Linked DNA regions of Mus musculus: region 2 is linked to region 1. A link is a loop called in an ENCODE intact Hi-C map of the cell type or tissue named here. Cell type or tissue: left cerebral cortex. All regions are shown on one strand.

What was found. Hi-C counts contacts between places; a loop is a spot of excess contacts. Peaks named below come from ENCODE experiments on the same cell type or tissue, not always from the same donor. Only the 100,000 strongest peaks of a DNase experiment are listed, where the experiment ranks them.
Region 2: it touches region 1 in a loop (4-fold over the local background); 12 of 42 quality-filtered maps call a loop at or near these places.

Annotation. Positions count from the first base shown.
Region 1 is chr7:27,162,455-27,170,454 of GRCm38, reverse strand. It overlaps Egln2 (egl-9 family hypoxia-inducible factor 2), which reads left to right and starts at 3,653. Exons shown (of 6, transcript NM_053208.4): 1 at 3,653-3,771; 2 at 4,727-5,835. The coding sequence starts at 4,957. Rab4b (RAB4B, member RAS oncogene family) reads left to right here. Exons shown (of 8, transcript NM_029391.2): 8 at 1,651-2,022. In left cerebral cortex, a CTCF peak has its summit at 3,464; DNase peaks (open chromatin) are centred at 4,016, 4,963, 5,771, 6,790 and 2 more places; H3K4me3 peaks cover 4,757 bases; H3K27ac peaks cover 4,265 bases.
Region 2 is chr7:27,227,383-27,235,382 of GRCm38, reverse strand. Itpkc (inositol 1,4,5-trisphosphate 3-kinase C) reads left to right here and starts at 6,766. Exons shown (of 7, transcript NM_181593.3): 1 at 6,766-8,000. The coding sequence starts at 6,896. Coq8b (coenzyme Q8B) reads right to left here and starts at 2,370. Exons shown (of 15, transcript NM_133770.2): 1 at 2,210-2,370; 2 at 1,811-1,918; 3 at 1,562-1,681; 4 at 1,376-1,442. The coding sequence starts at 1,915. In left cerebral cortex, CTCF peaks have their summits at 2,224, 4,429 (motif pointing left), 5,491 (motif pointing right) and 6,955; DNase peaks (open chromatin) are centred at 3,165, 3,286, 6,743, 7,875 and 1 more place; H3K4me3 peaks cover 3,444 bases; H3K27ac peaks cover 4,792 bases.

The DNA of each region.
Region 1 (8,000 bases):
ATAGCCCAGGATAGCTTCAGACTTGCATCAGTCCTCTTGCCTTAGCCTTTTAAGTGCTGAGATTATAAGTTTCTACTGCCATACCTGGTTACCAACAGGTCTTTTATTACTTTTGAGACAGGTTTTCTCTACATAGCCCTGGCTGTCTGGAACTTGCTCTGTTAACCAGGCTGGCATTGAACTCACAGAGATCCACCTGCCTCTGCCTCCCTAGTGAAGGGATGAAAGGTGTGTGATCAAGTCCAGCCTGATAATTTCTTTTATTTTAAAAATTTTATAAGAATATCTCCCCCTCTGCCCTTTTCTTTTTTCTTTTTCTTTTTTTCCCAGAGACGTGTAGCCCAGACTGGCCTCAGACTTGCTGTGTAATCACAGGTGACCTTGATTTCAGATTCCTTGTCTTTTGTTTTGTTTTGTTTTTTTTTGAGACAGGGTTTCTCTGTGTAGCCCTGGCTGTCCTGGAACTCACTCTGTAGACCAGGCTGGCCTCGAACTCAGAAATCCACCTGCCTCTGCCTCCCAAGCGCTGGGATTAAAGGCGTGCGCCATCACTGCCCGGCAGTAGTGCATTTATGAGGTGCTGAAGATGGAACCAGGGCCTACACAGGCCAAACAAGCACAATCAACTGAGCCACGATTTCCTTTCCTTTTCATTATTTTCCTTCCTTCCTTCCTTCCTTCCTTCCTTACTTCCTTCCTTCCTTCCTTCCTTCCTTCCTCCCTCCCTCCCTCTCTCCCTCCCTCCCTTCCTTTCCCTCCCCCTAGACTATGTAAGGCTTATAACTTGAGGCCCTCCTAAATGCTGGGATTATAGGCGTGAACCACCACGCTTTCTGATTTGCCTTCACTGGGACAGAAAGTTAGTCAGGGCCTACCAACACTTCCCTCTCTGGAAATAGTGCCCATTAGAATAAGTTGGGGAGCTTTACAACATACTGATGCCCAGAATTTACCTTAGGTAATTCCTAGAAACATCTAGGTAATGCTGTGAGCAGTCAAAGCGGTGACCACTCTTCTGCTCTCTCTCCTGTGTGAAAAGCATTGGAACGAGGCCTAGCCTGGACCATTAGGGGTGAAAAGGGACACAGAAATTTACAAACGTGGAGGCATATATTTAGTTACCTCCCCCCCCCCCGCCCCCCATGTTTTGTGCTTTCGAGACAGGATCTCATTTTTTGGGGGGGTGGTTCGAGACAGGGTTTCTCTGTGTAGCCCTGGCTGTCCTGGAACTCACTCTGTAGACCAGGCTGGCCTTGAACTCAGAAATCCGCCTGCCTCTGCCTCCCGAGTGCTGGGATTAAAGGGGTGCACCACCACTGCCCGGCAGGATCTCACTTTGTAGCTCAGGTTGGTCTTAAATTCACCATCCTACTGCCTGTACCTCTCCAGTCCCGAATATCATGTGTGAGTCACCGCCTGGCAAGGGCCATGGTAGTTAGGTACCGAAATGCTCCTGTACAGATGCAAACCTGTACAGGGCTGTGTTTGGAGAATGAGTCCCCCACATAACCTGCAGAGGGACAACAGAGTCAGACAGTGCACGGTCTGGAAAATAAAAATAAAAATAAAAGAGTCCAGGCAGACAAAGGCCAGGAAGACGTCTAGAGACCAGCTTCGGACCCTCCAGGTCACAATGCCCTTCTCTTTCAGCTCACCTGTTCTTCTGGACCAGCCCTGCCCGAAGGCTGGGGCTCAGAACCAGGCCCCAAGAGGCCAGGCCCCAATCTGCCCCAGTCTCAGAAAAGTTACTCCATCCCCCATCCCCCTTCGCTGGCCTGGTGGGGCCTGGCTGTGGGGCAAGATTGAGCCACAGGGGAAAGGGGACCCCATACCTGCTGCTGCTTCCTCTGCCTTGGCTAACTCTAGTCCCCCTGAGCCCCAAACCCTACCTGAAGAACTCCCAAAGCTTGAGACCAGGGCCGTTTGGCCCCAACTTCCTGCCTGGCCCCGCTGTTGCAAGTCTGTTATTTATTACCTGGAGGCCTGTTCCATCCTGTCCTGGTCCTCCATAAAGCATTGTTTACACCTGTGTTTCGGCCTCTGTCATTCTGAGATGAGGAAACCGAAGTGGTCTCTAATGGAAGCTATGAATAGGCCTCTGCATGAGGAGCCCCTGTTTGTGGGTGGTGGGACTTGGTTTGTGGGACAAGTTGGGGTAGGTACATCCTGGCTCACGTACTCATTGAGGACAGAGTTCGTCATTGTATACATGTCCTTGCTTTTTCCTACACACAGCCCCCCTTTTTGACACAGGGCCTTGTTATAGCCTAGACTAACCTGGAATTTGAGGTCTCCCTGCCTCAGCCTCCCATGAGCTGGGATTACAATGTACCCATCCCAGGTTGTGTACATGCTTCATGGTAGTGGCAGTACACGATCCATCAAAGGTGGTGTGTGCAGCGATGACATCCCTGTGTGTGACATGTATGGGGCAGTATGACACTGTGGCATGTGAGTAGTCTCTGGCCTGGTGACTGTGTTGGTGAGGCTGCTGTTGTGTGCAACATCAAGACCGAGGACTTGGGAATCTAAGGGGGGGTCTTGAGTCTGTGCCTGGTTTGACTTAGTGTACACCACCTCATGTCTGCAAACTAGGACGGTGGCTCACTGTGTTCCTAAAAACACGTGCTCCTGAGGTTTGTGTGTGCACTGATGGAGATTTGTTTCTTTGTGTGTGTCTGTGTGCCTGCGAACACGAACATTCTTCGCCATGTGCCACTGTGGTTCTTGTGCAACCCGGACTCCTGGTCATACTTAATGTACCCTGATGTCTTTATAGCCATAGCCTTCTGGAGACAGGTGCAGCCCCCCTCAGGACAGCTTCAGCTGCTCTCACAAAATGTCAGCAAGTATCCAAGCCCACTTATTGCCCATTTGTTAGGCCCTGGAGTTGGTGGAAAGGGTCGGGCATTCAAATAACCCTATCCACACAGCCCTCCCCGGAATGGTGGTATAAATATTAAGAGTAGCTTAGTGGTAGAGCGCTTGCATCGCACATGTGAAGCTCTGGATTCAGTCTCCAGCACTACAGAAACAAAAAATCCGCTTGGGCTACAGAGGAGCTGGGTTTTGCAAATGTCTTCTTTGTGAGTCTGTCCCAGGTTGCTTTAATCTGACTCCCACAGTTGCCCTGAGGGAGCAGCGAGGAGCGGGTCATGCAAATAGTACACATTTGCTCATTTGTTCTACCCGGTTTCGCTTCTCTAAGGACGTCCCGTACTCACCGTTATTTTTTTTTAAGTGCTTATGTAAATTACTGACGTAGGAATTTACATACACTTTCCAACTAACTGCGCAGTCATTTCTCAATATACTCTTGGGCTGTGTGCAGGAGCGGCCCATGTAAATGAGACATTTGCATAGCAAATGCCAAGAACCCAGCTGACAAGTTCACTGACACTTTTGGCTCCGAGGGGTGGGCCTTTCTGTGTGAAACTGCTCTTTTGTACCCCTCTCCAAGGGGCCGTCTTGAGAACTCACAGAACGCCTTTTACTGAACCTGCGTGTCTGCTTTCGCGTGGAAGGGGAGGAGCACATAATGCAAATAAGCCTCGCGTCCCGGACCAGCTCACTTCTTGGGCAGTGCGTTCTAAGCCTCCTGTCAACGTGCGGTTCGCGCACGCGCAGTCTCCTCGGCCGGGCCGCTGTCACGTGCCCAGCGGGCGAGGCGGGGGCGGGGCGTCGCGGGCGGTGGGGGGCGGGGTATGGCGCGCTGCGAAGCGCAGGGCGGCTGGCACAAACGGCGGCGCCGAGGCCGGAGGAAAAAGCTCGGTGAGGAGGTCGCGCGAAGGGAAAGACCCGGGGAGGAGAAGGAGTCTGAGGCCCGGTGGCCGGGCGCGGGCGACGGGGCTGGAGGCGGGAGCGCGCGCGGGCGGCAGCGACCCCACGCTAGGGCGTTGGGGGTGGGGAAGGAAGCGCGCGCCCGGCGCGGTGGGGCGGACCATTGGGGGCCACGGGAGCGCGCAATAACCACCAAGGGGAGGGGCCGGGCCGAGGCGGCCCCGCCTCAGTCACCCGGGGCGTCCCGCGGCCCCTGGGTCCTGGCGGAGGGGGTTGGGAGGAAGGCAGTCGGGTCGGACTCTGCTCTCGGGCTCCCTTCCGTCAGTCCGTCCGTCTGGCAGGACCTCCCTTCCGGCTGGGTGTGTGTCGGGCCCCAGTAGGCTTCCTCCCGTAGGGCACAGGTCGACCCCACCGGCCCTCCCGCTCCCCTGCCGTCTTGTTTTTCTCCCTGTTCTCTTTGTCCCTGGACTCCCGGTTTTCCCCGCCTGCCCTGGCTCGTAATCTTCCACCCAGGCGATTAGGTTCCCGCGAATGTTGCGCGGTGGCATTGCCCGTTGGTTCCCCACAACCCTGACTTTACCCTAGATTCCACACTCCCGTTTTCTGTGTCTCCTCCCTCCTCATCTCTCTGAGTCTCTATAGAAACCTCAGGCAGGTACCTTGTATTTTCCACTTGCATCGTCGCTTTTCGTCCACAGATATCTGTCTCCCTATCACCTTCCTCTCTGGGCCGTCATGCAACGTTCTCTGCACTTTCTCTCTATTACTCTTTATGCCAGACATTCCCTCTCAAATTCCCAAGTTATATGCCCCATGTTGTCTCCCTGTGTGCGTGTGTGTTTGTTGTGGCCCAGTCTGTCATCTACTTCCTGCTGGTACCATCCCCACCCCTTCCCACCTGCTCGTCTCTTGACTTCTTTTAAGTTCTTCCTTTTCTCTTTTCCAGCCACCCCCATCAGTCCCTTCTCAAGCTCCTAGAGACAACTGTGGACTTGGGGACCAGCGAGCACCCCCAGAGCACTAGAGGAGCCCCTGCTGCCTGCCCTGCCTCACCCTGCCCCACACGAGGCCCAGCGGCCCCGGGCTGCATCAAGTGGAGGAGGAGGAGGCGGAGGAGGGTGGCACCATGGGCCCGGGCCGTGCCCTCCATGCCCGGGGGATGAAGACACTGCTGCCATGGACAGCCCGTGCCAGCCGCAGGCCCTGAATCAAGCTCTCCCTCAGTTGCCAGGGTCTGTGTCAGAGTCCTTGGAGTCTAGCCGAGCCAGAATGGGGGTGGAGAGTTACCTGCCCTGCCCTCTGCTCCCGGCCTATCACCGTCCAGGAGCATCTGGGGAGGCCTCGGCTGGCAATGGGACCCCCAGAACCACAGCCACTGCTACTACGACCACTGCCAGTCCCCTGCGGGAGGGCTTTGGTGGGCAGGATGGTGGTGAGCTTTGGCCACTGCAGAGTGAAGGTGCTGCTGCGTTGGTCACCAAGGAGTGCCAGCGACTGGCGGCCCAGGGTGCCCGGCCTGAGGCCCCCAAACGGAAGTGGGCCAAGGATGGTGGGGATGCCCCTTCACCCAGCAAGCGACCGTGGGCCAGGCAAGAGAACCAGGAGGCCAAGGGGGAAAGTGGTATGGGCTGTGACAGCGGTGCCAGCAACAGCAGCAGCAGCAGCAGCAACACTACCAGTAGCAGTGGCGAGGCAAGTGCTAGGCTGAGGGAGGAAGTCCAGCCCTCTGCACCTGAGCGCCTGGCCCTGGACTATATTGTGCCTTGCATGCGGTACTATGGTATCTGTGTCAAGGACAACTTCTTGGGGGCAGTACTGGGTGGCCGTGTGCTGGCTGAGGTGGAAGCCCTGAAGTGGGGCGGGCGTCTTCGTGATGGGCAACTAGTGAGCCAGCGGGCGATCCCACCGCGCAGCATTCGTGGGGACCAGATTGCCTGGGTAGAAGGTCACGAGCCAGGCTGCCGGAGCATTGGTGCCCTCATGGCTCACGTGGACGCAGTAATCCGCCACTGTGCAGGGCGGCTGGGCAACTACGTCATCAATGGGCGCACCAAGGTAAGGCACTTTTCTGGTGCGTGCCTGATGCTGTGGCATGGGGGTCTGGAGACAATCCTCTGCGGGTTATGTAGCAGGGTGTAGGCACCTCCGTCAGAGGGGCTACAGTTACCTCCCTCCAAACTTTGAGTTTTGTACCAGAAATAGTTCAGCCCGGGGTGGTGGTGGTCCTCGACCTTGGGAGACCCAGAGCCCCTGACTGTCCAGACTCTCCTTAGACCACGGGTAGTGAAGCTGGCACGCAGATGGCAGAACCAGAAGGCGGAGGGAAGGCTGGCAGTGTCGAGTTAGCCTAGGCCGAGGATGGGGTGCTGCCTGTCTAGTTGAGCACGGAGCCTGGCCTCCATTCTGCCCTGTGAGCCTACTCTTGGAGCCAGGAGCACCAGGAGCAGCTTCCCAATGGTGACACTGGGTGACAGTGTGCTCGCGCAGGTAGAGCACTTGTCAGGCTCTTTCCCACTCTTCCCCGCCCCAGTCCCTGTTCTCTGTTCTCTGACTGTTTGTCACTTCCTACCTGCATGTCTCTGATCTCTTTCCTTGACCCTCTGCCTTTATATTTTTCTCCTCTATGCCTCCTTGTTGCAGAACAGTAGTTCTTAATGCTTTTGAAGTCAGGGCTTTTCGGATAAATCTGCTGAAAGCCGTAGACCTTCTTGGGAAAGGTGTACATTTAGTGGGCAGTTGTCAGGAGCCGACTGGACAGACAGTGACCTCCACGGCCTTTCTAGTCTGTTGACATACCTGTTTTCTTCATGGAAGGGTGTGTGAGTCTGAGGCTTGGTGTGATCTGAATACAGTCCGTTGAGAGAGTGCCTGCTGCAGGCTGGTGGTCTTACGGACTGCGCTCTGCCCTAATGGTGCCCTCCCATATCTCCACGGCCCTATCTTGGGTTCTGCCTCAGTACAGCTTTCTTTTCCGACTGGAACTGGCTTGGGCACCATGGCCCCTGCCTCCCATCCCCCAGGCCCAGGTCTGTTTCCTCCCCACCCCAGCTGGAACCTGCCCTACTTCCATCTCCCTCCTGTTACTTGATAGCTGAAGAGCCTCCCTGGGTTTGGCTTCTGTGCAGGCAAGATCGGTGTTGCTTCCCCAGCTCAGCAGCTTTGCAGGAGGGAAGTCAGTGGGGACACCAGGAGAGCTGAGCACCCAGGGACTGGGACATAGCTTTGTAGCCTCAGAGGATGAGAAAGCTGGTTCAAGTGCCTGGCTACTCAAGCAATTTGGGAAAGCAATTTAAAGGGATAGGTGGGGCCTCCTCCCACCTGTGTTAGTGACAGGACCTGAGCTAGGACTGTGGAGGGCTAAGAGTCAGGTTCTTTTAAGTGGCTCTTATCCCTCGGGAGGAAAGAACAGGTCAGATTGGTCAGAGGGACAGAGGGAGCTATAGCCCAAGCACTCTACATGGCAACTCCATGCTCTCCCACTTACAAAGGAAGGGCCACATGTAGCCTCCCTTACTGTGTTCGAGAGTTGTGACTGGGGGGTATTGAAGTGATCTGAGGCAGTGGCAGTGAGGAGACCGGCCAGAAGTGTGGCCTTGACCAGTAGTAACCTAGCCTAGGTCATTCCTGAGCAGAGCTCTTCCTCTGCCTTTCCCTTCCCTTCTTTCCCTGTCTCTTCTCTGTGGACTTGTAGCTGGAGGAATTGACTGGCATCAGGGTGAGCAGAGGGATCCCCAGGGAGGGTCCAGCTAGTGTAGTTTGCCCCTTTAATTGTAGCTTGGAGGCAGGGCCTGCTGTCTGACTGAGTCACTGGCTTCTGATAATGCTGTGTGTGGCATGGTATGGTCCTTGGTACATTATTCCAATAGCGGTGATTCCGGCATCCTGGAGAGTAAGTTTCTTTGTCACTCTACTGCTGTCCCTGTGGTTGAAACTTTTCCTTGGGGGGGGGGGCGGGGTGTCGCTGTTGAGAGCAGCACTTTGATACTGCAGGTAGAACCCTGGGTACTCTGGCTTGGCCCAGAGCTTCTTGGACAGCCACCTAGATGCTGCGTCCTGAGCAGTAGTGAGGTGAGACAAGTCCACCAGAGACCACCACATAGACACTCTTAAAGCCCAAAAGGTTTCATTGCTGCCTGTCAGCTGCGTGCAGAGCTTGCCTAGATCATGCAACCCTGAGCCTTACAGCTGTGTGTCTTTTATGCACAAACAGCATGTTCTGG
Region 2 (8,000 bases), 65 kb before region 1:
TGGGGCTTTGAGGCCAGGCCAGGTTACAGGAGATATCATCACAAAAAGCATGTTTGTGCTGGGGAGTGTTAGGAGTGTGCAGTGGTGCAGGCCTTTAATCCCAGCACTCGGGAGACAGAGGCAGGCAGATCTCTGAGTTCCAGGCCGGCCTAGCTGCAGACCAGCTAGGGCTGCATGGTAAGACTCTGCTTCAAAAACAAACAAATCATATGTGTATAAACACGTATGAGCCGGGCATGGTGCGCGCATGCCTTTGATCCCAGCACTCCGGGAGGCAGAGGGAGGCGGATTTCTGAGTTCAAGGCCAGCCTGGTCTACAAAGTGAGTTCCACGACAGCCAAGACTATACAGAGAAACCCTGTCTCGAAAAAAAAAAATTATTTATTTTTTATTTGTATTTTATTTATTTTTAATCCCAGCACAAAGTGAGTTCCAGGACAGCCAGGACTATACTGAGAAACCCTGTCTAGAAAAACAAAACAAAACAAACAAGCAAAAACACGTATGTATCCATATTCAACATTTATATTTTGGGGAGTGGGGGTGGGTGTTCGAGACACGGTTTCTCCGTGTAGCCCTGGCTGTCCTGGAACTCACTTTGTAGACCAGGCTGGCCTCGAACTCAGAAATCTGCCTGCCTCTGCCTCCCAAGTGCTGGGATTAAAGGCGTGTGCCACCACTGCCCATTATATTTTCTTATATGCTATTTTCTTTCTTTCCTCTCTCTCTTTTTCCTTCTTCCCTAGACAAGGTCTGTGATGCCAGGCTGGTCTTGAATTTGTGAGTGCAAGCAGTCCTACAGTAGTAACCGAGCAGGCAGCTGAGCCTCCAGCCATGCACTCCCAGGCTTGGCTTTTCAATCTCTCGGTGTTAGCTTCTCAAGAACAGGGATTACAATGGCCCTTTCCCTCTTTCTCTCTCCCTTCTTTACCTTTCTCTCCTTTAAACAGGGTCTCATGTAGTACAGGCGGCCTCAAACTCTCTATGTTGCCAGGAATGACCTTGAACCCTTGATCATCCTGTTCCCTCCTACCTACATCCCAACTGCTGAAATTCCAGGTGGGTGTCCTGGCCACCTCCTTTCCTTTTTGGAGGGTTGGTTGCAACACATTACTTTTTGTTTCATACATGTCTGAACAATCTTGCTGCGGAACCTAAAGTCCTGCCACCTCACCTCTCAGCCCCCACTCCTCCATCAATAGAAGAAATAAACACAGGCCTAGCCTACAAGACCTTGCTCACATCAGGTTCTCAATAAACAGTAAGGTCTACGTTCTGTTTTTCCTTGTCTCTCTCTCCCTCCTAACCCTGTCTTTGATTCACCCTTTCCCTTGCTTCACCTGTAAATGTTCTCTCTGATCGAGGTCACACCTACCCCCAAAGCTGGCCAAGCGACTGATGCGGGAGGCAGGCACCTTGCGTTCACGAGAGCGATCACTCAGCTGAGAAAGAGGAGAGGTGTGAGGTAGGGAAGGTGGACAAGATGGCAGAAAAGCCCTGCAGACTTGCTGCCACTTTCCTCAGACTATCATGGGGGAGGGGGAAGAGGAAGCAATGATACCTGGGGCCGGGGTGCCTTCCTGAGCCGGGCCTCCCGTGCCCTGCGAATGTCATCTTCACTGAGGCCTCTTCCAGGCTGGTCTTGATGAACACTTTGGGCCAAGCAACTCCTACATGGCCCCTGCAGAGAAGTGGATTTTAAAAGAATGAAGGTCTAATCCTTTTTAGACCCATCTACATCATTTTACCTACTCCCCACCCCCCTTCCCTCAACCTCTTTTCCTTGGAGGCCCCCTCCTCAGCCTCTTACCCACCAGTGGGGCCTAGGTCCTAGGGCCCCCCCACAGGGCAGACGAACAGCCCTGCCCAGCGGTCCACAGGTCCTGCGCAGCATGGCACCTAGCTCCAGCCACATTGCCTAAGAAATAATAAGGATTACAGTACTGGGCCTCCTGCTTTGCGCTCTTGTTGGAAAAGCCCCCCTAACCCCCATATCTTTTCCCCTTTTATTTCCAGGTTTCTTCTAGTTACCCCCCCCCCCCCAGCCCGCCCACGTTGCTAAGAACTCAAGTTTTCCATAAGCGCCTCCCCAATCCCCACAAAACTCCTCGCTGTTGCTAAGGTTCTCTCCCGTTGCTAGACGTCCACAGAGCCGCCAGGACAACTCTCTACTTCTCAGCGCCCCTTTCGTTGCTAGGCATCGCCTTACCCTGGGCTGTTAAGCATTCACAATTCCTGTGCTGCCCCCTGCCTAGACACCCCGTTACGACCCCGTTACGGGGCACCTCCCCCGTTGCTAAGCACCCAGTCCACCAGGTTTAGGCTCCAGGTCTAGCACCCGCTGGGCCTCTTAAGCTTCCGGGAACGTCCGCACACCCGCCCCCTTTGATCAGCTAGCCAATGGTAGCACAGCAGCTCGCCGACGTTTGCAAAAACTCACCCCGCTGAGGAGGCGTGGCAAGGGGTGGAACCTAGGCTAAGGCTCTGTGGGTCTTCTGTGTTAGTCGGTGCGCACGTGAGCTCATTGTACTGACCAATGGTCCTTCTTGACAGAATTCTTCTACCCTCCTTTGTCCCTCTCTGTCCCTCTTTGTCTCTGTCTCTCTGTCTCTCTCTCTGTCTCTCTCTTCTTGCGTCCACTTCCCACCTGCTGAAATTGCAGGTCTGAACCATTATATCCACTTACATTTCCGCCTGCCAAGCTCAAAATCTATCCTATGTATTTGGACATCCTCCCCCAACCCCTGCCACCACGGATGCACGAATCCAGGGCCTTGTGCATTCCAGGGACGATTCTTGACCACTGAGCCACAACCCTAGAAATCTTTTTTTTTTTAAGATTTATTTATTTATTATATGTAAGTACAGTGTAGCTGTCTTCAGACACCCCAGAAAAGGGCATCAGATCCCATTACAGATGGTTGCGAGCCACCATGTGGATGCTGGGAATTGAACTCAGGACCTCTGGAAGAGCAGTCAGTGCTCTTACCCGCTGAGCCATCTCGCCAGCCCCAACCCCAGAAATCTTTAAACACATATTCTTCCAAGCAAACATTTCCCTTGCACATGGAGCCTCTCCACTTTGTACCAACACCCACGTCCTGGCACCCAGCCTCCTTCCTGGCACATATAAATCCACTGCCTTGCTTAGGAACTCTTCTCTGCCTTCACCATGACTCCCCTTGGCGGCATACTGTGCCGGTGTTCCCTCCTGCAGTCTACTCTCCACTCTGCCTACTTAGGAGATGGCCCTCAGTGGGAACCCTGCTTCCTTAAGGCCTGACATTTCCCAGAACACACTCAGTCAAGATTCCCAGCGCTGAGTCAGGAGCCTTGGCATGAGAGAAAATTGACTCACTCCTCTTGCTGTCTGGAATAGAAACAGCTGGTGGCTGGGACATCTTTCCCACAATTGAAGAGATGTGTTCCTCACGGCACCCTACTGTCGCTGTCTAGCCCCACCCCCTTTGTTGGGAAAGTCTGTCCCTTTACTGTGTGACCTCAGAAGAGCCCTCCTCCTTCTCTGGACCTCATGTTCTCTAACTTGTATGATGTCTGAGGTGGGTTCCCGTATCTGACTTCTTATTAGCCTATGAAGAGATGACTCATCCTGAAACCTTGGGCCTGTGCCCAATGTCCCTCCAATGGGTGACTCAATTTCAAGATTGAAAGCACCTCCAGTCCTCTTCCAAAGGTGAGGGTCTGACTCAGGAGCTGCAGGCTGCTTGCCATAAGGGACAGGCTGAAAAATCACCTCAGTGGATAATCCCACAGGGCCACTGCTCACAGTGGCCTCGCACCACAAACTCCATGTATCTGAGTTCATTGCAGATGACATAAACAAGGGCAAGGAAAGGGTAGAACTTGAACTCAAAGCTCTCCCTGGTACACTGGGATCATGAAGGCAGCCATGGTGGTGCATGTCTATAATCCCTGCATTTGGAAGAAAGAGGCGGGGAAAGCAAGAATTTAAGGCTATCCTTGGTTTTGAGGCTAGACTGGGCTACTTGAGACCCTACCTCAAAATAAATAAGAGGAAAGCATGGAGCTGCAGGTATATGTCAGTGATACAGCATGTGTGAGCCTCGGCATTAGAAAACAAGAGGTATCAGGTGGTGATGGCACAGGCCTTTAATCCCAGCACTCAGGAGACAGAGGCAGGAGGATCTCTGTGAGTTCCAGGACAGCCAAGAATACAGGGAAAGTCTATCACACACACACACACACACACACACACACACACACACACACACACACACACACACACAAACCCCCAAGGTGCTGGAGTTGGGGCTCAGCAGTTAAGAATGCTTGCTTTTCTTCCAAAGGATCCGAGTTCAGTTCCTAGTGTCCAGGTAGCTTCAATTACCTGTAAGCTCAACTCCAGATCTGATGCCCCCTGCTGGTCGCCAAAGGCACCTGAATGCACCTGCACAGGCACACATGTACACATAAGTAATTAAAGAACCAACCAACCTTGAGGTAATGATCTAGTGTCAGAGCCTAGAACATAAGTCCTCTAGACATGAAATCATCTTCATTTATTTATTTAAAAATCTAAGACCCTGCCAGGCATGGTGGCGCACGCCTTTAATCCCAGCACTCGGGAGGCAGAGGCAGGCGGATTTCTGAGTTTGAGGCCAGCCTGGTCTACAAAGTGAGCTCCAGGACAGCCAGGGCTATACAGAGAAACCCTGTCTCGAAAAAACAAAAAAACAAAAACAAACAAACAAACAAAAATCCAAGACCCTGGGCTAGAGAGATGGCTCAGAGGTTAAGCACACTGACTGCTCTTCCAGAGACCATCCCCAATGAGATCTGATGCCCTCTTCTGGTGTGTCTGAAGTCAGCTACACTGTACTTATGTATAATAATAAATAATTTTTTTAAACCCAAGACCTTGTGCCCATGTAAAACCCAGGCTCTTGTTTTTTGAGATTGGCTCTTATCATGTAGGCCAGGTTGGTGTTGGGCTAGTGAAACATAAGAATGTCTTGTGTCTGCCTCCTGTGTAATATGATTATATGAGTGTGCCATCACCCATGGTTTAGACATGAGATTTCTTCATTGTTTTAAACATTGAAATTCTTTTCTTTAAGATTTATTTATTATGTGTGTACATTATAGCTGTCTTCAGACACACACCAGAAGAGGGCATCCGGTTTCATCACAGATGGTTGTGAGCCACCATGTGGTTGCTGGGAATTGAACTCAGGACCCCTGGAAGAGCAGTCAGTGCTCTTAACCACTGAGTCATCTCTCCAGCCCTGGAATTCTTTCCTAAAAAGGTCTTACCTATGTACTTTATTATTCGAGGCAGGGTTTCTATATGTAGCTCTGGCTGACCTGGAACTAGCATAAATTCACAGAGATCTGTCTGCCTCTGTCCTGAGTACTGGGGATTAAAGGTGTGTGCCACCCTGCCAGCCTTAAAAAGATTTAATTTTATGTGTGCGGGTAATTTTGCCTGCAAATGTCTGTGCATGCTATGCATGCCCTGAAGAAACCACAAGAGGGTGTTCAATGCCCTAGAATTGTGGTTAGAGATGATTGTGAACCCCCATTCAGGGTGCTAGAAACCAAACTCCCAATTCTTCAAGAGAGCGACTAATGGCTCTTAACTACAGATCCATCTCTCCAGCCCTGAGACTGTTTTTGTTGTTTTTCTTTTTCTTTCTTCCTTCCTTCCTCTCTCTCTCTCTTTCTCTCTCTCCCCTGTTGTTGTTGGTTTGTTTGTTTTTCAAGACAGGGTTTCTCAGTATAGCCCCTGGCTGTCCTGGAACTCACTCTGTAGACCAGGCTGGCCTCAAACTCAGAAATCCGCCTGCCTCTGCCTCCCAAGAGCTGGGATTAAAGGCGTGCGCCACCACCGCCCGGGTTTTGTTGTTTTTCAAGACATGGTTTCTGTGTAATAGCCCTGGCTGTCCTAGAACTCACTTTGTAGATCAGGCTGGCCTTGAACTCAGAAATCTGCCTGCCTTTGACTCCTTAGTACAGTAATTAACGGTGTAGGGCACATACCCGGCTAGCCCTGGAATTCTTTGAAAACAAACACATATAAATTTATTTATCCACAAATCTCGCACTCTGCAGTCCTGGGCTCGAACTCAGGACATCAGATTTGGCAGACCTGCTGTCATTTCATTCCCCTCCCCTTTTGTGTGTATTGGGGAGGAGTGTTTGAGATGGGGGGTCTATGTGGTCCAGGTTGGCCTAGAACTCACATAGATCCGTTAGCCTCTGCCTCCAGAGTGCGGGTATAAAAAGCTGTACCATCAAGTTGTCTCCTCTGTGTGCGTGTGTGACTACCCCTGACTAGGAACTGGCCATGGAACTAAGGATGACAACCTCTGAACCTCCACTCTCCATTTCCCAAGTGTTGGGATTACAGGTTTGTACCACCATGCATCAGACTTCTCACGGGAGATTTAGTGGAAGGGAAGGCAACTAACTGCTTGAGAATTGACTGCGGAAGCACTGAAACTTACGCCTGTGGGGATGTCTCAAGTCTTTGGAAAGTCCATCTTGTCTCTGAATGTTGAATGAGTGCGTGGTTGAACTTGTTACTGGGGCGGAGTAAGTGATGTAGGGAAAGATCGCGGGGGCGCACGACCTAGACCCTGACCAGAATCAGAAGCCAAGTGCTGGTTCCCTGCGAGACACACGGTGGCATCCGAGGCTCCGCCCCACACTCGTCAACTCGTCACTTCCGGCGAGGGCCGTGTTTTGGGCTTTCCCTGGGAGGTGGAGTATCGGTTAACCCCTGCATATCCGAGCGGCCTGGAGCTCGGCGGGCCGGAACCCACGAGTTGGGGCTCCCCAGCCACACCCCTCGTAGGATTTTAAAGGGGAAGGAGGGGCCGGACGGGCCAAAGCCCGGGCCCTGGGAGCGGGTATGAGGCGCTGCCCGTGCCGGGGGAGCCTGAGCGAGGCGGAGGCCGGCGCACTGCCAGCCGAGGCCCGCATGGGGCTGGAGGCGCTGCGAGGTGGGCGGCGGCGACAGCCTGGACTACAACGACCTGGACCGGGAGCAGGTGGCCCGACGGGACGGCCGGAGGGGGGCGGTCCCCGGGCCTGGATCGAGGAGTCCAGCCTCCACTCCGAGGCGGAGAGGACCGACCTCGAGCCTGCGCCGTGTCCGAACGGTCCACAGGCAGAATCCTGTGGAGATGGACACGCGGAGTGCGAAGCAGCTGGCCTAGTAGTTGCGTCGGAGAAGCCCAGGCAAAATAAGGAGCTAGACGGGTCCAACCTCCAGACACATCCAAGAAGGAACAGCCCCCTGGTTGAGATGGAGATGGCCGGTTCCTGGACAGATGGCTTTCGAACTGATCTTCACAGATCTGACCTCCAGTCTCGGCCAAAGAGAGCCAGCCTCTGTACCCAACCAGGGTTTGATGAGTCCTGGACCGAACTGGACAGATCCGATATGTGGCAGACTCTGCCAGAGAGGGACAACAAGCCCAGGGTTGATAACCTTAGGACCCACCATGGCGTGTCCAAACTCCAAACTCACCCAGTCTGCCTCTCACCAGAATCAAGTGCTGATAACTCCGGCAAAGAATTGTCCGCGGATGCTTCCAGGACTCCACATGACACCGACGGCTTCTGGATAGAGTCCCAAACTGATGACTCTCTCAAAGGACCTAGTACTCAGACAGCCTGCAGACAACCTGGGAGTGATGGTTTTTCCTCAAAAGACACTGAGAGTGCCTTGACTCAACCTGGCACTGATGGCCTCCGGGATGACAGCGTTTTGGGGGAGTCCAATGGAAATGATCCATTAGATTTATCAGAGCCTGGAGAGTTGGTGACTAACCTGTGCTCCCACCTGGAGTGCAGCTCCCTGTGTCCTGTGCCCCGCCTTATCATCACCCCAGAGACTCCTGAACCTGAGGCCCAGCCGGTGGGACCCCAATCCCGGATTGAGGGGGGCACTGGCGGCTTCTCTTCTGCCTCCTCTTTTGATGAATCTGAGGATGACTTGGTAGCCGGGGGCG